Regions from separate parts of the Homo sapiens genome. Here region 2 is linked to region 1. The links are chromatin loops, found by intact Hi-C in ENCODE. Cell type or tissue: Caco-2. All regions are shown on one strand. Links, peaks and the distances in the headings refer to the core of each region. The heading gives the core; the rest is flanking DNA.

The links. A loop is a pair of places that touch in the nucleus more often than their neighbours do. Peaks named below come from ENCODE experiments on the same cell type or tissue, not always from the same donor. Only the 100,000 strongest peaks of a DNase experiment are listed, where the experiment ranks them.
Region 2: it touches region 1 in a loop (18-fold over the local background); 67 of 110 quality-filtered maps call a loop at or near these places.

The regions. Positions count from the first base shown.
Region 1 is chr16:19,894,712-19,907,207 of GRCh38, forward strand. No RefSeq gene overlaps it. Among named protein-coding and RNA genes, the nearest start is that of GPRC5B, 16 kb to the left of the region's middle. In Caco-2, for the core only: a CTCF peak has its summit at 4,814; a DNase peak (open chromatin) is centred at 4,790.
Region 2 is chr16:20,295,060-20,307,555 of GRCh38, forward strand. No RefSeq gene overlaps it. Among named protein-coding and RNA genes, the nearest start is that of GP2, 26 kb to the right of the region's middle. In Caco-2, for the core only: CTCF peaks have their summits at 5,623 (motif pointing left) and 5,824; a DNase peak (open chromatin) is centred at 5,582.

The DNA of each region.
Region 1 (12,496 bases), core at 1,729-9,728:
ACACGCATACAAATAAACTTTCTGATTCTCATGACAATCCTATAATGTGTACTATATCCCCATTTTACAGAAGTGCAAATCGAGGCACAGGGAGTTGCTCAAGTCCCCTGACAGAGGCCATGGGCCTGGGCTTCGTGTGCAGAAGAGCCTCCTCTAGAGGTCCTCCTGCCAGTTGGACCTTGTCTCTGTTCTGTCCCACTGCTGGGAAGGGGAGAGTCCTCTTCCTCCTCCTCCTCCTCCTCCTCTCTCTCTCTGTTTTCACATTTCTTACTGAGGGCTTGGCCCAGCCAACTGTGAAAGATTGTACCAGACAGGGCAGGCTGAGGTGGGAGCTGCGAGGTGGGGAAGGGAGCCTGAGGTGACTCGAGTTACATAAGGGCCCCTGGGACAGGGGACAGTTATATAATGGTGGGGAGAGGAGGGCAGGGATGGCGCAGTGAGTCAGGGCTAGGGAAGACACTGGGAGCTGGAAGAGGAAAGAGGAGGACAGGGCAGAGGAAATTGTCCGTTGCTAGCCAGGGTGGCTGCCATGCAGGAGGAAACCGGGACAGGGGATCGGGGCAGTTCTTCCATCCTGTTGCTGCCCCCAATGCCAGGGCCCCTGCCCTCACAGGCTCCATCCTCCACTCTCCTGGCCCCACTGAGTACAGATGATTCTGGAAGTCCTCTCATATATTTTTACCAAACTCCTTGACTGTTTAATTAACCAGAGCCCATTTCTGTTGCTTGCAAACAAGAACCCAGAGCAATACAGAGCCCTTTCCTGCCCAAATACCTGAATGGATAGGGGTCTGGAAACTTCCAGGCACGTGGTAGGTGCTCAATGTATGCACATCGAATGGATAACGACATAATAGCCGGGTGTGGCTAATGCCTGTAATCCCAGCACTCCGGGAGGTGGAGGTGGGAGGATCACCTGAGCCCAGGAACTTGAGACCAGCCTGGGCAGCAACCCCGTCTCTACCAAAAAAAAAAAAAAACTAAAAAATTAGACAGGCATGGTGGAGCGCACCTGTGGTCCCAGCTACTCAGGAGGGGCTGAGGCAGGAGGATCACTTGAGCCCAGGATTTCGAGGCTGCAGTGAGCTGTGATCACACCACTGCACTCTAGCCTGGGCCACAGGAGACTGTCTCAAAAAAAAAAAAAAATCCTAACCCCAAGGTATCAGAAAGTGGGGCCTTTGGGAAGTAATTAAGTCTTGAGGGTGGCCATTGTGTTCTTATCCATTCGATGTGCACACATTGAGCATCTACCATGTGCCTGGAAGTTTCCAGACCCCTACCCATTCAGGTATTTGGGCAGGAAAGGGCTCTGTATTACTCTGGGTTCTTGTTTGCAAGCAACAGAAATGGGCTCTGGTTAATTAAACATCAAGGAGTTTGGTAAAAATATATGAGAGGACTTCCAGAATCATGAGTGGGATTAGACCTCTTGTAAAGGAGACCCCAGAAAGTTTTTTAGCCCTGTTTTCACCCTGTAGGTGACACAGTGAGAGGACGGCATCTGTGAACCAGCAAGGAGGCCCTCACTAGACATGGAATCTGCCAGCGCCTGGATCTTAGACTCCCCACCCAGAGCTGTGAGCAAGACATCTCTATCATTTCTAAATTACTCAGTCTTGGCTGGGCGCAGTGGCTCACACCTGTAATCCCAGCACTTTGGGAGGCCGGCATGGAAGGATCACTTGAGGTTAGGAGTTGGAGACCAGCCTGGCCAACGTGTGAAATCCCATCTCTGCTAAAAATACAAAATTAGCCTGGTGTGGTGGTGGGTGCCTGTAATCCCAGCTATTCAGGAGGCTGAGGCAGGAGAATCGCTTGAATCCAGGAGGCAGAGGTTGCAGTGAGCCAAGATTGTGCCACTGCACTCCAGTCTGGGCAACAGAGTGAGAATGTTTCAAAAAAATAAAAAAATTACTCAGTCAAATAAAGAATTTTGTTATAGAAGCCCGAACGAATCAGGACAGAGATCAGAACTTCTCTGATGTATTGGAATAATCTTCAGTGAAACTGGAGTCTGAGCTTGTGTCCTGGACTTAGTGTCAGGGCTGGGACTTTTCTTTGTTTTTTTTTTTTTTTTTTTTTTTGAGACAATCTTGCTCTGTCACCCAGGCTGGAGTGCAGTGGTGCAATCTCGGCTCGCTGCAACCTTCACCTCCTGGGTTCAAGCGATCCTCCTGCCTCAGCCTCCCGAGTAGCCGGGATTACAGGCGTGTGCCACCACGGCCAGCTAATTTTTGTATTTTTAGTAGTGGCAAGGTTTCACTATGTTGGCCAGGCTGGTCTCGAACTCCTGGCTTCAGGTGATCTACCCACTTCAGCCTCCCAAAGTGTTGGGATTACATGCATGAGCCACCGCGCCTGGCCAGGGCTGGGATTTTTCTTTAGTGGGAAGATCTCTTCTGACACAGGGGGTGGCTGAGGGTGGGAGGCCCTCTGTACTCAGCCCCTCTGGCTAGGGGAGCAGTGGCTGAGCAGGTGAGTTGACTGTGGTCAGCCCTGGGGCAGTAGGCACAGCAAGGCAGCCCCACCTGCATGGTAATGGTGGGGGTGGTGGTAGAGACGCAAGAGTACCTTTTCAGACCTTCCTGCGGATTTGATGAACTTTCTTTCCTGACTCAAAAAAAAAAAAAAAAAAAAATCCACATTGGCTTTTGTCTTCTTCATCGCCCATAAACTTTGTCCTTCTTAACCCATCCCACTTCCCTCAGTTGTTCGCTAGAGGACGGGGCCCAAACAGGGTAGAGAGAAGTGCCGGGTGAGGGAAGGGCTTGCTCTACCTGAGAGCAGCCTGTGTCTCCGGGGAAGGCAATTTATCTCCCTCTGCCCTCTGTATGGGGGTGAAGAGTGGCTGTAGGGGTAGATGTGGGAGATGGTGGTGACCTCCAGACTTCAGAGATCCTTATGAGGCAGGACAATTGCATGACAAGGTGTCTCAGCCAGCTCTGGCTGCTATAACAAAATACCATAGAATGGGTGGCTTAAACAAGCACATTTATTTCTTGGAGGCTGGAAATTCAAAATCAAGGTGCCAGCATGGGTGGGTTCTGGGAAGGGCTCTCTTCTTGGCTGTAGACGGCTGCCTTCTTGCTGGATAGTGATATGGTGGGGAGATTATATATATATATATATATATATATATCTCCACACACACACACACACACACACACACACACACACACACAGAAGAGAGAGAGAAAGAGAGTGCGAGCGCATGCCAGAGAGCTTTGTTTTGTTTCTTATAAGGGCACTAATCCCATCGTGGGGGCCCTGCTCTCATGAGCTCTTCTAAACCTAATCACCTCTCTAAGGCCCCACCTCCTAATACCATCCCATTGGGGATGAGGGCTTCAACATATGAATTTAGGGGGACACAAACATTCAGTTGATAACAAGAAATATCTGGGGGATCCAGGTGAAGCAAGAGGGGATCGGTGTGTGCCCAGTAAGCGGAATTGGAGTCGGGCATGAGAAAGCCACCTGCCGGAGCTGCTCCCCAGGAATACAGCTGGTGGTGCAGGTGGGCACCTTGGGAAGCAGGCTCTGAGGTGGAGACTGGCACATGGGAAAGGTTTTGGGAGTGCTCTCGGGATCAGCATCCAGGGTGGGAGGAGGCAGCACTGGGCAGAGGGACAGGTTGGGCTGCATTGCCTTCCCAGAAGCTCTGGAGCTGGCCTCGTAGAGTTGCCCCACACTGGGGAAGGGGGGCTGAGCCTTCATGCCTCACATCAAAGCGGCTGCAGACCCTGGCTGAGTCTGCTCACCTGCTTCCTGAAAGGAAGAGGCTGGGAAGGGACTTGGCCACCAGCAGGTATTCATTGTCTCCATTCTCTGTTACTCACTCTTGCTCCCCTTGCCCTTGGCCGTGCCCCCTGCTGACCTCAGTGGTTCACCCAGGGGCTGATCAAGACCTTCGTTGCTGAGGGTCCTGAGCCCCTGGTCATCATCCCCTCCCTTCTCAGGCTGTGGCTGTTGCGTGTGACCACTTCCCATCAAAAGTGAGCCAGAGGCTGGGTGCGGTGGCTCATGTCTGTAATCCCAGCGCTTTGGGAGTCCGGGATGGGAGGATCAGTTAAGGTCTGGAGTTTGAGACCAGCCTGGGTAACATAGTGAGACCTTGTCTCTGTTAAAAAAAAAAAAATTAAAAATTAGCTGGGCAGGGTGGTGTGCACCTGTGGTCCCAGCTACTTGGGAAGCTGAGGCGGGAAGATCACTTGAGCCCAGGAGTGGGAGGCTGTAGTGAGCTATGATGGCACCACTGAACACCACCTATGTAACACAGTGAGATGCTGTCTCTCTCTTTAAAAAAAAAAAAAAAAAAAGACGGGCGACTAGAAATGCCCAGGTGAAATCACCCGAGGGCTAAACATCTTCCCTGACCCCAGACGGCCCTCCCTCCTCCTGAGGGTGGAGCTCATTCCTCCTCCCAGGACAGAGGCTCCTTTCTTTGCCTGCTCATCTTTCCCACCGTGAAGCGTACAAAGAGACCAGGTGGCAGCTGCAGCGTGAGATTTAATGGGATATTTTCTGTGTCCCTGGTGGAAATGTTTTTTCCTCTGGAAGCCAAGACCTCAACATCCTGCAGAGCCCAGAGTTTCAGCTGAGTGGTGGTGGTGGCTGCCGCCAGGTCCCTACACTCCCTGTCCCCACACCCAACCTGCCTCCCAAATGCCCATCCCTGCCTGACCCAGGAGGGCCGAGTGTGCATCCATGACCTAGGTCGTGACATTCCCCCTCCAACTCCGCTTTCAGGTCTCATTCAGTGGTGAATTTGGAGGCTCCCTCTTCTTCTCTTAGACTGCATTTCCCCGGATTTCCACTTGGGGGAGACGTCTGTCTTTGTCCTGACCTTTACATCTGTCTCTGGTCAGACACCTCATTTAAAAAAAAATCTTCACTGTCTTTGGCGTGTCTATGCTTTGGGCTTTGTTATAAATGAGTAGACGGGATTGAGTGGAAGAAGTAATGGTACCCCTGATCATCTTTTTTCTTTTCTTAGAGACAGAGTCTGTCTCTGTTGCCCAGGCTGGAGCGCAGTGGTGCAATCATAGCTCACTACAACCTCAAACTTGGGCTCCAGTGATCCTCCTACCTCAGCCTCCAGAGTAGATGGGACTAAAGGTGTGCGCCATCATGTCCTTCTAATTTTTAAATTTTTTGTAGGGATAGGGTCTCACTAAGTTGCCCAGGCTGGCATCTAACTCCTGGTCTCAAGTGATCCTCTTGCCTCGGCCTCCCAAAGTGCTGAGATTACAGGTGTGAGCCACAGCGCCCAGCCTCCTCTGACAAATTTTTGAATGCACAATCTCTACACTGCCCAGGGCTCCCCAGAGACAGACAGATTCCTGGGTTCTGAGACATGACATGGGGCAAATTCTTAAAGGCGTCTGAGAACATATCTCTTCTAAGGATTAGTAATATTACTTACAGTGTGTATGAACATATATTTGTTTATTAATTCATTCAATTGTTCATTCATTCTTTGCCCTATTCCAAAAAGAATGGAAGCAAGCCCATTCCTTATTAAACAACCTCACAGACAACATTGAAAACAAGCAAATCACAGTATGCTTGTGGCTGAAGTTGCTTGGAGTCCGAAAGGTCTAAATAACAGCTGGTGGCTGTAATCCCAGCATTTTGGGAGGCTGAGGCAGGTGGACCATTTGAGGTCAGGAGTTCAAGACCAGCCTGGCTAACATGGTGAAACCCTGTCTCTACTAAAAATACACAAATTAGCCGGGTATGGTGTTGCTTATCTGTAATCCCAGCTACTCGGGAGGCTGAGGCAGGACAATCACCTGAACCCGGAAGGCGGAGGTTGCAGTGAGCAGCGATCGCACCACTATACTCCAGCCTGGGCAACAAAGTGAGACTCCGTCTCAAAAAAAAAAAAAAAAAAAAAAAAAACATCAGCTGATGATAGAAATTCACAGTAGCACAGATCACTGTTTGAGTTGCCAACGCTGCATCGTAAACTACTCCAAAATGCGGTGGCTTAAAATACAACCACTGATTTGCTCCTGACTGTGTGATTGGCACAGGGCTTATCTGTGGTTCCCATGGCATCCACTAGGGCTGGAATATCCAAGCTCATCTCTCATGCTCTAGGGCCCTCTTTTCAAGTGAACTTCTCTCCAGTAGGGTTGGTGGACTTCTTTAGGCCATGATGGCTGGGTTCCAAGAGAGAGTGGTCCAACAGGCCAATCCTCAGAGCAAATCTGCTGGCCTCCTACGTGCAAACGTCCTATTGGCTGAAGCAAATCCCATGGCCAAGCCACGTCAGTGTGGGAGGGGACCACACAAGGGGGCCCATTTGGGGGCCGCCAATGTCATTGTCCACAACCGTCACTTGAATCTCTCTTGCAGTCATGTCATAGTAGACAGAGCTGGGCTTGAATCCTACCTCTGCCACATACCAGCTTGTTAGGGGTTGAATGGTAACCCTTCTGCTGTGGTTTGGATATTTACCCCACCTCCGAAACTCATGTTGAAACTTAATCCCCAATGTGATGGTATTGAGAGGTGGGGCCTTTAAGAGGTGATGAGATCACGAAGGCTCTGCCTTCATGAATGGGTTAATCCACTTATGGATTAATGGGTTAATGGGTTAACGGATTATCATGGGAGTGGAACTAGTGGCTTTATAAGAAGAGGAAGAGAGACCTGAATTAGCAAGTGAGCAGCTCAGCCCGCTCACCACGGGATGCCCTGTGCTGCCTGGGGACTCTGCAAAGGGTCCCCCACCAGCAGGAAGGCCCTCACCACGTGTGCTCCCTTGACCTATGGACTCCCAGACTCCGTAACTGTAAAAAAAAAAAAAATTCTTTTTCTTTATAAATTACCCAGTTTCAGGTCTTCTGTTATAAGCAACAGAAAATGGATGGAGACACATTCTTCCCAAATGTATATGTTGACATTCTAACCCCTGGTACCTCAGAATGTGACCTTATTTGGAGAGAGGGTCTTTACAGAGGTCATCAAGATGAAGAGAGGTCATGAGGGTGGCCCTAATCCAATACAACTGGAAGTTCATATTCCGGGCGCTTGGCCTGGAAGTTTGGGTTTCATTCCGAGTGAGGGGAAGGCCTTGGAGGGTCACTGGCGTCCTTACGATAAGGGGAAATTTGGACACAGACAGACACAGAGGGAAGATGAGGTCGAGAGAGAGAGAGAGAGAGACAGAGAGAGAGAAGATGACAATCTACAGTCCAAGGAGAGAGGCCTTGAATGCGATTTTCCTTTACAGCCCGCAGAAGGAACCAACCCTGCCAATACCTTGATTTTGGACATCTGGCCTCCTGCACTGTAAGCCGATAAATGTCTGTTGTTTAAGCCCCACAGTCTGTGGTACTTGGTTATAGCAGCTCTGAATGCTAATCCATAGCTATAGGAGGTGAACAAGTCATAGAATTTCTTTGCATCCCAGTTTTCTCCTCTGTAACACAGGGCTAATAATAACACCTATATGACTTGATACAGCAACTTACAAGCACTTGTTACTTAGCAGGCACTGTCCCAGGCCCTTGGTATACAGGAGACAGATGACATTTCTGGTCTCATGGAGCTTACCTTCATGACAGACAGAAAATAAGCAAGTAAATACAATAATTGAGATAATTTGAGATAGCGATAAATGCTAGGAAGAAAATAAAATGGGCTGGATGTAGTGGCTCGTGCTTGTAATCCCAGTACTTTGGGAGGCTGAGGCAGGAGTATCACTTGAGGCCAGGAGCTTGAGACCAGACTGGGCAACATAGCAAGACCCTGTCTTTACTAAAAAAAAATTAGCCAGGTGTGGTGGTGCACGCCTGTAGTCCCAGTTACTCGGGAGGCTGAGGCAGGAGGATCACTTGAATCCAGGAATTTGGGGCTGCAGTGAACTGTGATTGCACCACTGTATTCCAGCCTGTGTGACAGAGCAAGACCCTGTCTAAAATAAAGTAAAATAAAATAAATAAAATAATGTGATGTGCTAGAATGTAACAGGTATAAAAGGAACTCCTTTGGATAAGGCGATCTGGGCAGGGCTCTGTGAGCAGGGACCCGCAGTATGAGAAGTTACTACAGGTGGAAGATGAGCGGGAGGAGTGGTTCAGACAGCAGAAAAGGCAGGTGCAAAGGGCCTGGGGTGGGAAGGAGTATTGCATGTTGGAGGAACAGGAAGAAAGACGGAGTGGCTGGAGCATGGTGAACAAGAGGGAGGGTGTTGGGCCATGGGGTCATGGGAGTTGATGCTGAACAACCTTGTAGTTGGAAGTTTTTTGTTTGTTTGTTTGTTTGTTTGTTTTTTGAGATGGAGTCTTGCTCTGTTGCCCAGGCTGGAGGTGCAGTGGCAAAATCTCTGCTTACTGCAACCTCCGCCTCTTGGGTTCAAGCGATTCTCCTGCCTCAGCCTCCCTAGTAGCTGAGATTACAGGCGTGTGACACCATGTCCGGCTTATTTTTTTTTTTTGTATTTTTTAGTAGAGATGGGGTTTCACCATGTTGGTCAGGCTGGTCTCAAACTCCTGACTTCAAATGATCTGCCCACCTCAGCCTCCCAAAGTGCTGGGATTACAGGCGTGAGCCACCACGCCCGGCCTGGAAGTTGGGGTTTTATTCTGAGCCAGGGGAAGGCCTTGGAGGGTGGACAGCAGAGCAGCAGCAAGATCTGATCTTTGGATTAAGAAAACCACTCCAGCTGCTGGGTGGAGAATGGTCCGGGAGCACCAAAGCAGAAACTGGAGATCAGGTGGGAGGCTATGCAGATATCAGAGGACTTCCACCCAACCTGAGCTGCTGGCTGACCTTGACTTTCTCTGTCCCTTCCCTTTGATAGGCAGAAGAATGTACTTCCCTTCTCCCACCTCCAAGGATGTCCATCTCCTGGTCCCCACATCCTGTGACTATGTCACAGGGCAAAAGGGACTTTGCAGATGTGATTAAGTTGGGATGGGGAGATGACTCGGGCTGATCTGGGTGGCCCAATATAATCACCAGTATCCTTATGAGGGGCAAGAGAGGAGACAGGAGAGTCTAGGTCAGAGAAGGAGATGTGAGGATGGAAGCAGAGACTTTCTAGCACCTCGCATTATTTTATTTTATTTTAGACAGGGTCTTGCTCTGTCACGCAGGCTGGAGTGCAGCAGTGCAATCATAGTTCACTGCAGCCTCAAATTCCTGGATTCAAGTGATTCTCCTGCGTCAGCCTCCTGAGTAGCTGGGATTACAGACACCTGTCACCACGCCCGGCCAATTTTTTGTATTTTCAGTAGAGATGGGGTTTCACTATGTGGGCCGGGCTGGAGTTGAACTCCTGACCTCAAGTGATACACCTGCCTTGGCCTCCCAAAGTGCTGGGTTTACAGGCGTGAGCCATCACGCCCGGCCTATTGTTCCCTTTTTTATGTCATGTGTACCCAATGTTTAGTTTCCACTTATAAGTAAGAGTGTGCAGTATTTGGTTTTCTGTTTCTGACTGGTTTGCTTAGGATAATGGCCTCCAGCTCCATCCATGTTGCTGCAAAGGACATGGCTTCGTCCTTCTTTTGGGCCATGTAGTATTCCATGGTGTATCTGTACCACATTTTCTTTATCCAATCCGCCATTGACGGGCACCTAGGTTAATTCGATGTCTTTGCTACTGTGCATAGGAAACCTGCATGTTTTTCTGATAAATTTGATGAAGAGTGTACCATTGTGAGGAAGTATGATTAGACACAAGGGGCATGATCTAACGGTAGTAAACTGGGGGAAATTTAGCAAGGCCTGTTTGTTTAGATTCTTAGCATCTCTTTGTCTTTGGGGATAAGGATGTCAGCCTGGGCAACATGGCAAGACCCCATCTCTACCAAAAAAAAAAAAAAACCTTAGGTATTGTGCATGCCTCTGGTCTAAGCTATTACTAGGGAGGCTGAGGCAAGAGAATTGCTTGAGCCCAGGAGTTTGAGGCTGCAATGAGCTATGATCGCACCACTGCACTCCAGCTGGGCAATGGAGCAAGACCCTGTCTCAAAACCAAACAAAAGAAAGGATAAGATATTCCTTTCCTCTGGGTGGCCACCCCTCAAATGAAGGTTTTATGACCGGCTTCAGGGGAGCAGGGTGAAGGGAAGGTGAGAGTGGCCTTCCTGCTTCTGCTGTTTTCTCGAATACAAGGTGCCATATTTTGAGGTAGTATGTCCTGAACCCCATAAGTTCCCCTCCAGTGAGCAGGTTCAAGGAACGCTTGAACCTGGGAGACAAAGGTTATAGTGAACTGAAATCATGCCATTGCACTCCAGCCTGGGTGACAGGGTGAGATTCATCTCAAAAAAAAAAAAAAAAAAAGGGAACAATAAACACTGAGAAATACAAGAGTACAAGAGGGAGGAAGGAGAGAGGGAGGCAGCAAGGATTGAAAAACTACCTACTTGGTACAGTGTTCACTACGTGGGTGACGGGTTCAATCGTAATCACACCCCAAACCTCAGCATCACACAATATACCTTTGTAGCAAACCTGCGCTTGTATCCTCAAATCTAAAATACAAGTAGAAAAAATAAAAATAAAATAAGTTACAAACTGCTTAAACACACACACACACACACACTTCCCCGTTTCCTTGAGTTTTCATTCTAAACGTTCCCATGTCACATAAAACTTGTGTTAAATAAATGGCTATGCTCTTCTCTGATTCATCAGTCTTTTATTAAGGGTGCCTCTGCCATGAACCTAAGATGGGTGGGGAAATAAATCTTTCCTCCCCTGCAGGACCATGAGCCAAGGTGTGCGGCAGCCTCTAGAATCTGGAGAAGACAAGGAAAGAGATTCTCCCCTGGAGCTCCCAGAGGGAACCAGCCCTACCGACACACTGACTTTCAGTCCAGTATAACCTGTTGCATAATTTTGACCTCCAGAACTATACAATAATACATACGTATTGTTTTAAGTCCTGACGTTTTTGTTAATTTTTTAAAGTCCCAGCAAGAAACGAATACAAGTATCTCCTTAAAAGAGCCTAGACCAGCTGGGAGACCTTGACTTCACCACCCGGCAGGCCTGGCCTCCTCACTGCCATGCCTCTGATCCTCCGTTATGGGTCAAAATTGTCCACCAAACCCAAGGGAATCAGGAGAAAGAGAGGTGGGCTCAGTGAACCACACCCATTGGCTGAGAGTGGAGCGTGCCTGCTGATACCCACACAGTCCTTCGATGCCGGTGCAATAGTGTCCAGCACGGGGTGAAGCATTTATTTTTACAAAACATTTCAGAGAAAAATAGCATTAGAAAGAATCTCTGCTGACCGGGACTGCGTTTAACAAGATATGTAAATTTTTTTTTTTTTTTTTGAGACACAGTCTCGCTCTGTCACCCAGGCTGGAGTACAGGGGTGCAATCATAGTTCACTGCAGCCTCAACCTTCCGGGCTCAAGAGATCCTTCCACCTCAGCCTCCTGAGTAGCTGAGACTCCAGGCACCACCACACCTAGCTTATTAAACAAAAACAAGGGGACATCATGTTGCCCAAGCTGGTCTCGAACTCCTGGGCTCAAGTAATCCTCTTGCCTCAGCCTCCCAAAGTCCTGGGATTACATGCGTGAGCCATTGCACCTGGCCGTATGTGTATCATTCAACCACAAATACCTGCTTCATGCTTTCCAATGTGTTAAGTAGGCACCTGTATTAGTTTTGTGGGGCTGCCACAACCAACTACCACAAACCAGGTGGCTTAAAACAATGGAGATGTATTCTCTCACAGTTCTGGAGGCCGGAAGTCCACAATCAAGGTGTCTCCAGGGCTGTGCTCTCTTCGAAGGCTCTGGGTGAGAATCCCTCTTTGCCTCTTCCAGCTTCTGGGGGCCCCAGGTGTTCCTTGACTTGTGGCTGCGTGGGTCCTCTCTTCATCTTTTTTTTTTGAGACAGAGATTTGCTCTTTTTGCCCAGGCTGGAGTGCAATGGCGTGATCTTGGCTCATTGCAACCTCTGCCTCCCGGGTTCAAGTGATTCTCCTACCTCAGCCTCCCAAGTAGCTGGGATTACAGGCATCCGCCACTATGCCCAGATAATTTTTTGCATTTTTAGTAGAGATGGATTTTCACCATGTTGGCCAGGCTGGTCTCGAACTCCTGACCTCAGATGACCTACCCGCCTTGGCCTCCCAAAGTGCTAGTAAGGGAGGAGACCACCCCTCCTATTGTCTTATAACCAATTTCTGCCTCGAAGAAAAAGTAGGAGTTAAAAGACAGAAGTGAAATCAGTAGTCAGACAGCCCGGCGCTACATTCCAGGCCTGGTAGTTAAAGACTGACCCCGATCTAACTGGTTATGTTATCTATAGATTCCAGACATTGGATGGAAAAGCACTGTGAAAACCTCTGTCCTGTTCTGTTCCATTCTGATTACCAGTGCATGCAGCCCCCAGTCACATATCCACTGCTTGCTCAATGATCACGACCCTCTCACTCGGACCCCCTTAGAGTTGTAAGCCCTTAAAAGGGACAGGAATTGCTCATGTGGGAAGCTTGGTTTTTGGAGAC
Region 2 (12,496 bases), core at 1,466-9,465, 400 kb after region 1:
TGAGTTGGGCACTCAAATTTAAATGTATGTATGAGTCATCTGGGGATTGTATCAAAATGCAGATTCTGATTGAGTAGGTCCAGAATGGGGCCTGAGACTATGCATTTCCAAGAAACTCCTAGGTGAAGTCAGTGCTGCTAATCTGCAGACCACACTCAGTAGAAGTGAATAAAAATGCAAGTATAATGCACCTATTCTGTCTGTGGGAGCCCGTGCATTCTTTTTTTTTTTTTTTTTTTTTGAGACAAAGTCTCGCTCTGTCACCCAGGCTGGAGTGTGGTGGTGCCATCTCGGCTCACTGCAAGCTCCGCCTCCTGGGTTCATGCCATTCTCCTGCCTCAGCCTCCCGAGTAGCTGGGACTACAGGCACCTGCCACCACGCCCGGCTAATTTTTTTTGTATTTTTAGTAGAGACGGGGTTTCACCATGTTAGCCAGGATGGTCTCTATCTCCTGACCTCTTGATCCTCCTGCCTCAGCCTCCCAAAATGCTGGGATTGCAGTTGTGAGCCACTGCGCCCGGCCGTCTGTGCATTCTTGAACCTGGAGAGAGCTCCCTTCTTTCTGACCCAGGAGTGACTTCTGCACCTTCTGCATTTCGGAGAAGCCTCACCAGGCTGCAGAAATAACCTGCTTTATTTGTGCTTCCCTTAGCGGATACTACAGTATTATCTCAGTAGTGGTTTGCAAATTTTAGCTTGCATGGGAATCATCTGGAAAGCTTCTGAAAAATGGAGATTGCTGGACCCCATCCCAGAGTTTCTGATTCAGTAGGTCTGCATGAGGCTTGCAAATTTGCATGTCTACCGAGTTCCCAGGTAATGCTGATGCTGCTGTTCTGGGGACCACAATTTAAGAACACTTGTATCGGCTGGGCACGGTGGCTCACGCCTGTAATCCCAGCACTTTGGGAGGCCAAGGCACGTGGATCATGAGGTCAGGAGATCGAGACCATCCTGGCTAACACAGTGAAATCCTGTCTCTACTAAAAATACAAAAAATTAGCCGGTCATGGTGGTGGGCGCCTGTAGTCCCAGCTACTCGGGAGGCTGAGGCAGGAGAATGGCGTGAACCCGGGAGGCGGAGCTTGCAGTGAGCGGAGATTGCGCCACTGCACTCCAGCATGGGCGATAGAGTGAGACTCCATCTCAAAAAAAAAAAAGAACACTTGCATTACAGGAATGTCTCCAGGACAGCATTTCCTTAACCATGTCCATTTGGTTAGACACACTAGCTTTCTTGCCGTCCCAATGAAAGGTATGGAGTCCCTAGCTTCAAGTCCTGGCTGTGCCACTAATTCCATTAGTGAACATAACAGCTATGGATTGAGTTGGCTGCATATAAGCGGAAAACCCAAATAACAATGACTTATTCAAGAGATTTATTTTTGTTTCACGTGAGATAAAATGCAGAGGTAGGTGATCCAGGGTAATTGTGGTAGGTCCAAGATGTCAGCAATATTCCAGATTTTTAACTTTCTGGTCTACTGCCTTTAATTTGTGGCTTTCATCATCAAGACTGCCTCATAGGCATAGAATGGACAACTCTGACCTTTGTGCTTGAATTCTAGAAAAAGAAAGGGGGAAAAAGCAAAGGTTTAGACCAAGCTTGTCTAACCCATGGGCTGCATGCAGCCTGACAGCTTTGAATGTGGCCCATCACAAATTCATAAACTTTCTTAAAACATTATGAGATTTTTTTAGGATTGTTTTCTCTTAGCTCATTAGTTATTGTTAGTGTTAATGTATTTTACGTGTGGCCCAAGACAATTCTTCTTCCACTGTGGCCCAGGGAAGCCAAAAGATTGGACACTCTGGTTTAGACCTTCTTTTAAGGGGATTTTTCTGGAAGCCACACTTATATCTCCACTCTTACTTACATGTCATTAGCCAGAACTTAGTCCATGACCACCTTTCTCTCACAGGGAGGCTGGGAAATGTAGTTTTTCTAATTGAGCATATGACCACCACCAACAAAATTTGGGTTCTGATTATAAGTATCTATTCTTTACTACTAGTTAGAATGAAGAAGAGAATGGCTGTTGCTAATTCTAACTACTAGTAACAAGTAGTTCCTACCACAATGACCCTGGGCAAGTGTCTTCCACTTTTGGGCTCTATCTCTCCCAATGTAAAATAAAGTTGGTCTTAATGATCAAAGAGATCCTATCCAACTATAAGGCAGTTCGATTCCATGGTTCTGTCCCTAAATATGTTTATCAGTGATGCTCAGTGGAAAGGAAAACAACCTGGGTATTGTCCTCATGCAGTACCCCTAGTGTGCTCAGCCTGATGAGATGTCAGAACATATCCTGTACTTGTCTGTCTATTCATCCATCTACCTGTTAAAAATACATTTTTTTTGAGATGGAGTTTCACTTTTGTTGCCCAAGCTGGAGGGCAATGGCATGATCTCGGCTCACTGCAACTTCTGCCTCCTGGGTTCAAGCGATTCTCTTGTCTCAGCTTGTGGGTAGCTGGGATTACAGGCGCCCACTACCACGCCTGGCTATTTTTTTTTTGTATTTTTAGTAGAGACAGGGTTTCACCATGTTGGCCAGGCTGGTCTCAAACTCCTGACTTCAGGTGATCCACCTGCCTCCACCTCCCAAAGTGCTGGGAATATAGGCATGAGCCACCGCACCAGGCCCCTGTTAAAAATATTTCTGAGTACTACTACCTGATAAGTACTAAGGATACAGCTGTGAGTTTAAGCAGACATTGTCCCTGCTCTCCCTGTCCTCTTAGCAGTTTAGTAGGTAAGACAGATATAAACAAATAATGATGCAAATGTTCAACAAAGTGCTATAATGAATGTTGATGTACTACACAAGCGTTATAAAGAAAATGTATGTTGGGGGGTGTAATTTAGGTGGGGTGGAAAAGAAGATTTTCCCAAGAATTTATTTTGAAGCTGACACCTGAAGGAGGGGTCAGACATGCAAAGAGTCAGAGAAAGTGCACTCTAGGCAGAGAGAACAGCAAGTTCAGACACAGGCCCTGAGGCAGGAAAGAGCTGGGCTCATTCTAGGAAATGAAGGATGGCCAGGGTGTCCAGACATCATCAGTGAGGGGGAGGCTGATATGTAATGAGGCTGGAGTAGTCAGTGGATACCACAGCTTGCAGGGCCATGTAAGCTCTGGGAGGGAAATTTGATTTTATTCTAAGGGTAGTGGGAAGGCATTGGCGTGTTTCAGGCAGAGGTGGGGGCAAGGGTGACATGATGAGATGTGCATCTTCACAAAGATTTCTCTAGATGCTGAATAGGACCTGAACAGGTTTGGATGGGGGTGGTAGTGAGCAGTGGTCACATTGAGAGTTGTATGGGTTTCACCCATCCATTCACTCATCCATCAACCTATTCATCCACCCATCCATCTTTTCATCCATTTATCTTTTCACCCATCCACCCATCCATCCATCCACCCACTCATCCATCCATTGAACCATCCACCTATCCATCCATCCATCCATCCATCTGTCCGTCCATCTGTCCATCCATCCGTCCATCCATCCATCCATCCATCCATCCATCCATCCATCCATCCGTCTGTCCGTCCATCTGTCCATCTGTCCATCCATCCATCCATCCATCTATTCATCCGTCAATCTACCCATTCATTCATTCAACCATTCACCTATCCATCTATCCATCTACCCATTCATCCTTTCATCCATCCATCCAACCATCATCCACCTACCCATTCAACAAACATTCATAAAGCATCTTTAACTGCCAGCTTCTCCACTACATGTGTTGGGTGAATAAGATGGTTCATTTTCTCAAGGAGTTTACCAGTTAGAAAGGTAGAGAGACACACATAAACAAACCATCATGGTTGAGTGCAGGTCCTAACAGCAGTAAGCTCTAAGAAGGGTGGGAAGAGATTCTTAGCAGTGGTGAACTGTTTGCCTAGTGCCAATGGCAGGTGAAAAGCCACCATGTGATTCACCGCTCTGGCTGCCAAGAGTGAGGACTTTTCTGGGTCACAGGGAAATAAACACATTTTAGGGCAACAGCAAGACAAGGGGAAGTAACAGCCTTGGAATTTAGCTTGGGGTTAAACAAAAAAATCTTGGGAGATGCTAGGATGTAGACACATCCAGAATGGATGGAATTATCCCATGAATCTATTCTATGGTGTCCTCAGCATGAGTTTGAAGATTCCTTGTTGGCATCTCATTGATTTATTGGCTGGATTCTGGCAGCTGTTGGTGAGAGCAAGATTGACTGCTCCAGGCATGAAACAAACCATAGAGGAACAAGTTCAAACTCTTTTCAGCTGTATGCAAACAACTTAACCTCTCTGAGCCTTAGCTGCTTCAACTCTAAAATGGTAAATAGCATTGAGCTTGAGAAACCCTGGAATAAGATGGCTGAAGCCTAAGTTCAGTAACTGGTTCATTGTTAGTGGACCTGAGAAACTGACAGGATAGATGCAGCTAGGGTTGAAAAGGCACATAATATAATGGTTAACGGTGTGGACAGTGGAACCTTGCCTCCTAGATTCAAATCTTCCAATTTTCTCTTCTTTCTGTTCCACTTGCATCTGTAAACCATGTGCCCAGTCATGGCCCCACAGCTGGGCAACGCCATTATGTACTCCTTTGACCACGGCTCCAAGACCTTCAGAGCATCTTGTGAGGCTCTTCTCTCCAGCAGATGAAGGGTTATTATCCTCCCTTAGATTTGGTAACTGAGGCCCAAAGGAATCAAGAACTTTGGCCAAGCACGAGTCCCCATTTTACAAAGGGAGAAACAGCCTCAGAGAGTTTCAGTAATGAATGCAAGTCCACAATGCTAGTAAGTGAATGAGCTGGGATTTGAACCCAGACCTATCTAGCTCCAGAATCCTTCTTTCATGGAGTTCAAGTCTACCAGAAGGAGGGGAGGAATTGAAACAGATGATAGATAAGTAGATGAGTAAGTAAGTCTAACGATTATAAAAATAATTATAAGATCTGCGAAGAAAGTAAACTGGCTGGTGTGATAGAGAGGAAATGGGAGAAGAGCAATCTTTTTCAATCGGGAGATCAGGGAAAGACTCCCAGAAGGGAGGTAATAAACCCTAAAACCATTCTTGGTAATGCATGTAGTGCATGCAGTATGATATTTGGCACCTAGAAAGTTCCAATAATTGGTAGTCATTATTAAGGAAAGTGAAATGCTTTCTCAAAGATAATTGTAAAATCAAAGGGATAGTGTGTGTTTTGTCCTACTTCCAACATCTAGAGCCTTTCTCTCATGGAATAGGAGGGAGGAGAAAACTGAGGGCAGTGATAGGCTTGGCAAACAGGGGCCTTGGCCGGCTCAAAGCTTCAGCACCTGGGGCCAGCTGCCTCATTCAGTGCTTGGCAACGCCCCCGCAGAGTGGAGAATGCCAAGAGGGTAAGTGTCATCTCCGCTCTCCACGCAGTAGCTGTGTGACCTTGGGCAAGTCACATCTCCTGTCTGGGCATCTGTTTGTTCATCTGTAAAATGAAGGTTTCGGTCTAGATGGGTTTTTCAGATCCCTTCCAGCTCTAATTCTGTGTCATCTGAACTCTGACCAACGCCTCCCTCCTTCCGCGGACGTGTTCCCACAGTGCCCTCTATTGGCTGTTTAGTAGAGAGCAGGTACCACACATGCAGCTCCGGGGACCGGGAGAAATGGGAACTGCCAGCTGCCCTTCTTCTGTGAGGGATTTAGAACCCTTGGGGCACATCAGGATCCGCACACAGGATAAGAGTTAGGCAGTCTGACTTCCTAGAGTCACAGAATTTTGGAAAGGGAGACTTAAAGACTATTTATTGCAACAACAGCAGTATTAGCTAACATTTGTTTAGGGCTAACCATTTACTGAACATGGGCTTGATACTGTGCATAAAGTCATGAGTATAACAGGCACAGGGCCGTCCTGAGGGTAGTAACGTGTACACGGAGACCCAAAGAGTGAGGACTTGCCCATGTGAAGATCAGCTGGAAAGACTGTAACAGCCAAGAGAATAGCATGTGCAAAGGTCCTGGAGGAGAAAAAGACAAGGGTGTGTTTGGAACCAAAGGAAGTAGAGTCAATTGTTACTAGATACTGGAGGCTAAAGAATCTTGGAATGTGAAAACCATGATGACTGGTGGAGTTACAATCACTTTGTAAAACTGCTTAGCAGTATTTACCAAAGCTGAATATATACACTTCAGGAAGATGAGCTTATGCGCTCACCAAAAAGGCATAAATAAGAAAGCAGCATGCTTACCAGTAGCTGAAAGCTGGAAATAGCCCACATGTCCATCAACAGTAGAATGGATCAATAAATTAGGCTTTATTCTTCCAATAGAATCATGTCAGCAATCAGAATGAGATCCAAGTATAATTAAACTCAACAATATGGATCAGGTTCACAAAGAGAATGTTGCACATGTTAGTAAGAAACTGAGTTCAAATGATATATATTCCTTTTATATAAAGTTCAAAACCACCGTATGGTGCTAGAAGTCAGGATAGCGGTTGCCTTTGGGAGATGTAGGAACTGGAGGGGCAAGAGGGGGCTTCTGGGAGCAGCCACTGTTGTATTTCATGAACGGGGTGATGGTTACACAGGAGCGTTCATTTTGTTAAAATTCATCAAGCTGTACTTGTGATGTATGTGCATGATCTGTATATTATATGCCAATAAAATATAGTAAAAGCATTATGTGGTTACCAGGTCACATCCACTTGTTCATCACAGTCTCATTTACTGTCACCACCAGTAGGAGCAACACAGACAGGAATATTTTGAGACCAAGATTCTAAGTGCTACTTTTCCGCCTGAGGAGCTCCAAGTAGAGGGTAACTCTTGACAAGATAGGCCAGTTCCTCGGAGTCCTTGAAGAGTGGAGAATGACTGGACAAGGAGCTGGCTCACTGGGCTCTTTAGAAAGAGCCAGAAAGAATCAAGGAAGGGAAAGTTTTCACTCCCAAGGCATCTCAGAGTCTGAATCAGCTTCCTGCTTAGCATTTCAGTACCAGAGAGGCACTCTCCCAGGTTCTGAATTTGCTGGAGGGTTCTGAGGCCAAGTTTAGCAGTGGGGATTTGTCTTGAGACTGCCTCAGGCTGGGTAAAAGAGGGCGGTTTTAGGGCCAGAAGGTTTGACATCCATACCTTGTCAACAGCGAAGTCACAGGTCGTCAAGTATAACAGAGGAGGTATCATTATCTTAATTTACAGATGACCTGAGGGAAGTTAAGTGCAGTTCTTGAACTGCTCACATCAGCAGAAGTCAGGCTGAAATATGAATTTCTTGATTCCTGGTTCAGTGCACTCTGAGTGTCAGTTTCCTCGTGGACACAAAGAGGGAGTTGAATTAGATCATCTGTAAAGCTCCTCTGTGTGTCCCAGGTCCAGTGACTCTTCTGAGTTCTTGCTGAAGATAAAAGGACCTTAACAATTTCTCAGGAAGAATGGATGCAGTATCATTTACCCTTGCCTGCGTTAACTAGCAGCTGTCAGCACATGCATACACAAAGATGTGCACATATGGGCACATATGTACACACAGGCACATGTGCACACTCATGCACACATGCATACACACATACACACTATGCACGTTTGTATGCTGTCATGCACAGGCACACATATGTACACAAACATCTTGCCACAGTTCTGAGGTAGTTTTTTTTATTGTTGTTTTTCTTTTTTCTTTCTTTTTTTTTTTTCTGAGGCAGAGTCTTACTCTGTCGCCCAGGGTGGAATGCAGTGGCGCGATCTCAGCTCACTGCAACCTCCACCTCCTGGGTTCAAGCAATTCTCCTGCCTCAGCCTCTCTATACTAGCCGAGATTACAGGTGCCTGCCACCTTGCCTGGCTAATTTTTGTATTTTAGTACAGACGGGGTTTTACCATATTGGCCAGGCTGGTCTCGAGCTCCTGACCTCAAGCTGTCCACCCTCCTTGGCCTCCCAAAGTGCTGGGATTACAGATGTGAGCCACCGCACCCAGCCTGAGGTAGATTTTATATTTGTCATTGCCCAGCATCAAGCGTCAGGCAGGGAGGCAGAAAGAGCACCTGTATTACATTTAAGCGAATCCAAGTTTGAATCTTGCATTCTGTCACTTCCTAACTGTGCAACCTAGAGCAAGTTCCCTAATGTTTGTCTCTTCCTTCCTTATCTGTGATTTGAAGTGCTGACTCATCTGTAGGCACTAAATAAATGGCAGGCAGGTGTTATCTGTATGGTGTCAAGGAGTTCCTTAAACCTCTCTGAGCATGTTTCTTCCTCTGTAAAATGGAATAACAGCCCCAATATCAAAGGGAGAGGCTGAAGCAAAGTATATGACGTAAAGAGTTTATTTGAGCCAGGATAAGGAAGATTCAGACATCAGTCACCTTGGATATGAGCTCCACTTGGCCTTTATTACAGGCAGATTTTTAAAGGCAAAAAAGGAGGGGGACAAGGATTGGACTGATACAAAGTTCTGCCGCGGATTCTCATTGATTTACAGAAATAACATTGATTAGTGATTGGCTACCCATTGTTAAGCCTTAGAGTGTGGGATGTTGTGTCCAGTGAGGTGTTATTAGGTTAATTCATAGCTACTTGTGGCAATAGCAGGCAGTTTTGACAGATGAATACATAGCTCTAAAGAGGGAGAATAAGATGTGATTGCCGTTTGAATGCTTCTCTGGGCCTAATAATTTGAAAGAGCCCACATTCCTCGATAAAAGTTCTTTTCTTTCCTTGGGATTAAGTTAGATGATAAATTTACAATGTTTAGCATGCCGATTTATATGTATTAAGTATTCATAAAGTGTTATTCCATGTGCTGAGCGAGGGGAACACCCTCCCACGTGCTCCCATGAGCCCTATTTCTGGCAGATGTAAAGATTTTTTTTAAATGGCTTTTTTTGGCCACATCTAGGAAGTAAGAGGGAAAATAAAGAGAAGTGAGAAACAGCTTAGTCCATGAAAATGGTAATAATGGTAGTAATGATGGTGATGAGAATGCTGCAGTTTTCTTCTGTATGATTTTTTTTTTTTTGAGACAGAGTCTCACTCTTGTCACCCGGGCTGGAGTGCAATGGCACTATCTCAGCTCACTGCAACCTTCACCTCCCGGGTTCAAGTGATTCTCCTGCCTTAGCCTCCGGAGTAGCTGGGATTACAGCCACGCACCACCACTCCTGGTTAATTTTTATATTTATAGTAGAGATGGGGATTCACCATGTTGGCCAGGCTGGTCTCGAACTCCTGACCAGGTGTCAGGTGATCCACCTGCCTCAGACTCCCGAAGCATTGGGATTACAGGCATGAGCCAGTACGATGTGTTTTTTTGTTTGTTTGTTTGTTTTTTTATACTTTAAGTTCTAGGGTACATGTGCACAATGTGCAGGTTTGTTACATATGTATACATGCGCCATGTTGGTGTGCTGTACCCATTAACTCGTCATTTACATTAGGTGTATCTCCTAATGCTATCCCTCCCCCCTCCCCCCACCCCATGACAGGCCCCAGTGTGTGATGTTTCCCTTCCTGTGTCCAAATGTTCTCATTGTTCAATTCCCATCTATGAGTGAGAACATGCGGTGTTTGGTTTTTTGTCCTTGCGATAGTTTGCTGAGAATGATGGTTTCCAGCTTCATCCATGTCCCTACAAAGGACCTGAACTCATCTTTTTTATGGCTGCATAGTATTCCATGGTGTATATGTGCCACATTTTCTTAATCCAGTCTATCATTGATGGACATTTGGGTTAGTTCCAAGTCTTTGCTATTGTGAATAGTGCCACAATAAACATACGTGTGCATGTGTCTTTATAGCAGCATGATTTATAATCCTTTGGGTATATACCCAGTAATGGGATGGCTGGGTCAAATGGTATTTCTAGTTCTAGATCCTTGAGGAATCACCACACTGTCTTCCACAATGGTTGAACTAGCTTTTATGCATTGCAAAGTGACTACACAAAGTGACCTATCCCTTGTCTCCTTTATCTCTCTAGCAACCCTCCAGTTATTAGGGCAGCTACTACTCTCATCTTCCATATAAGAAGTGGGAACACTTTCATGGATGTTCTGGGACTCACAGTCCAAGTCCTGGTTCTTAGAGAGTTGGATCCAGATCCTGTGTCTTGTAGGTATATAGGTATATGTTTATGCATTGAAATGAAATATGTACAACTAGGTCCTTCCCCGTCTCCCCTATAAAGCCTATAAAGTCTTCTATGAAACAAAGTTAATTCCATTCTCAGACAGAGGCTCCCAGAATCCAGTGTTTTGGTTGGTCTCCGCTACAAATGCTTTTTCTGATATTTGTGTGTTTGCAAGTCCCTCTCTGAGACTTTCTAAAATTTGATTGTTAATTGGCTGTTATATGCATGAAGTTCTGGACTTGGTGTCCCAAGCTCTTTATAGATTTACTTTTTTTCTCCCCCTCCTGCCATTAAATAATCACCCTTGAGCTTCTCTCAACTTACTCTCCATCAATAACCATTGTATTCGTTCCATTACAGCCCTCCTAAATACAAAACAATGACGACAACAACAAACCATTCAAACTTCCAACCAACTTCCCCTGAAGGCACAGAAGGTGAGACCTAAGGGAAAAGAAATCCACCCTCTTTAACATCAGCTAACAGCATAGGAGTAAATGCCTGGTACAGAGCCCAGAATTCCTATTTCACATTCTGATTTGGCACTTTCACCATAATGGGAAAATCTCCTCTACTTTTCCTGTGAAGCTGTTTCTTCTCCTTCTGGAAGATAACAGCAGGATGATAGAGGAGGTCAAAGGATAAAGAGAAAGGATGCAGCCTATTTCTTCATTTATTTGACCAATAATGTTTGAAAATGATGAAGTCCTTGTCCTCAAGAAACTAACAGCCTGGGGTGAAGGGTGCAGGTGGGACAGATGTAAAAACAATTTCAGATGCAGACGCTACATGTGATTATCAAAGTCTGTAGAGTGGCTCATGCCTGTAATCCCAGCACTTTAGGAGGCTAAGGCAGGCAGATCACCTGAGGTCAGGAGTTCGAGACCAGCCTGGCCAACATGGTAAAACCCCATCTTTACTAAAAATACAAAAAAATAGCCAGGCGTGGTGGCAGTCACCTGTAATCCCAGCTACTCGGGAGGCTGAGGCAGGAGAATCACTTGAACCGGAGAGGCAGAGGTTGTGGTGAGCTGAGATCGCGCCACTGCACTCCAGCCTGGGCAACAAGAGTGAGACTTCATCTCAAAAAAAAAAAAAAAAAAAAAAAAGTCTGTAAAGAAGAGGTCATAAAGTAGGGTAGTAGTTTTTTAAAATATATATCTTCCTTTTCTCTACTTATCATGCTCATGCTTTTCTCTACTTTCTTGAAAAAAATGGAATGTATTTTTTAAACTGTGTTGACTTTCTGGTCTGCTGATTATATTATTTGTCGTTTGTGGGTCTATTTTCTATTGATTGATTTGCCTACTCTACACTGGACAGGGGGATCCAGGAAGCCTTCATAGGAGAAATAACCCCAATAAGGGGAAGTGTCCTCCAGGCAGCAAAACAGCACACGAGAGTAGGGTAGAGTGCAATAGAACAGCTCAGGGAGCCTGAGAAATTCCGTGGCACTGGAAGCTGGGTTATGAAGGGGATATGTTTAAGGGCTAAGTCTGGAGAGGCAGGCAATGGCTCAGATGGTGAAGAATGTGATCTGTCAGGTAAGCAGGCAGAACTCATCCTATAGAAGGTAAAGAGCCTCTGGAGCGATCTAAAGGAGAAAGTGTCTTTTGTTTTAAATGCTCACTAGCTGCAGAGTAGAGAATGGATTGAGAGAGGTGAGCCTGAAGAAAGGCCACTTAAGAAGCTATTATGGTGGTTAAGGTGAGAGATGAAAGTAGCCCGGAAAAGATCAGATTCAATGGGGTTGAAGAAAAGTGGATGAATTTGATAGACTTTTAGAAGGGAGAATCTAATATGATAGAAAATATGAGGGTGATTTCTGGCCCTTCACAGGAGAAAGAGGCTGAAAGAGAGGAACGGAGTGAGGAGAGATTATGAAATGAGTTAGGATGGGTGGGGTGTATCCTCTGGGGTTCCCATGCCAAATTTCCTTCAGGTGACCAGTTTTACCTTTCTCCCTGCCACCTTCATCCCTGCCTGGTCATTAAGGATGGACATGCCACTTGTCTTTGCTGGACCTTAATTTCCATCCATGAAATGAAGGGACTGGGATTGAGCCCTTCCCTCTTCTCCCAGGCTGGGCTGAGCTCTCCCTTCTCTGAGTCTTGCAGTATCTGTCTCAGTCTTACACTACTAAGCTTTTGCTGCCCAGTATCTGCATTCTGTTTCCCCAAGAAGAGTTGAAGTTCTTGGAGGGGAGGGCACCTTAAGCCACTCGGTATCCTCTACCAGCTGCTTGCAAAGGCTTCTTCAAACCTGAGAGGCCAGTCTTCCTGGGTATGGAAGACTAGTCTTCAGGTTGCTTCTGGCTATCCCCAACATCCTTACTCTCCAGAACTTTCAGATGCTGGGTCCAGGGCCCATTTCACTGAGCCCT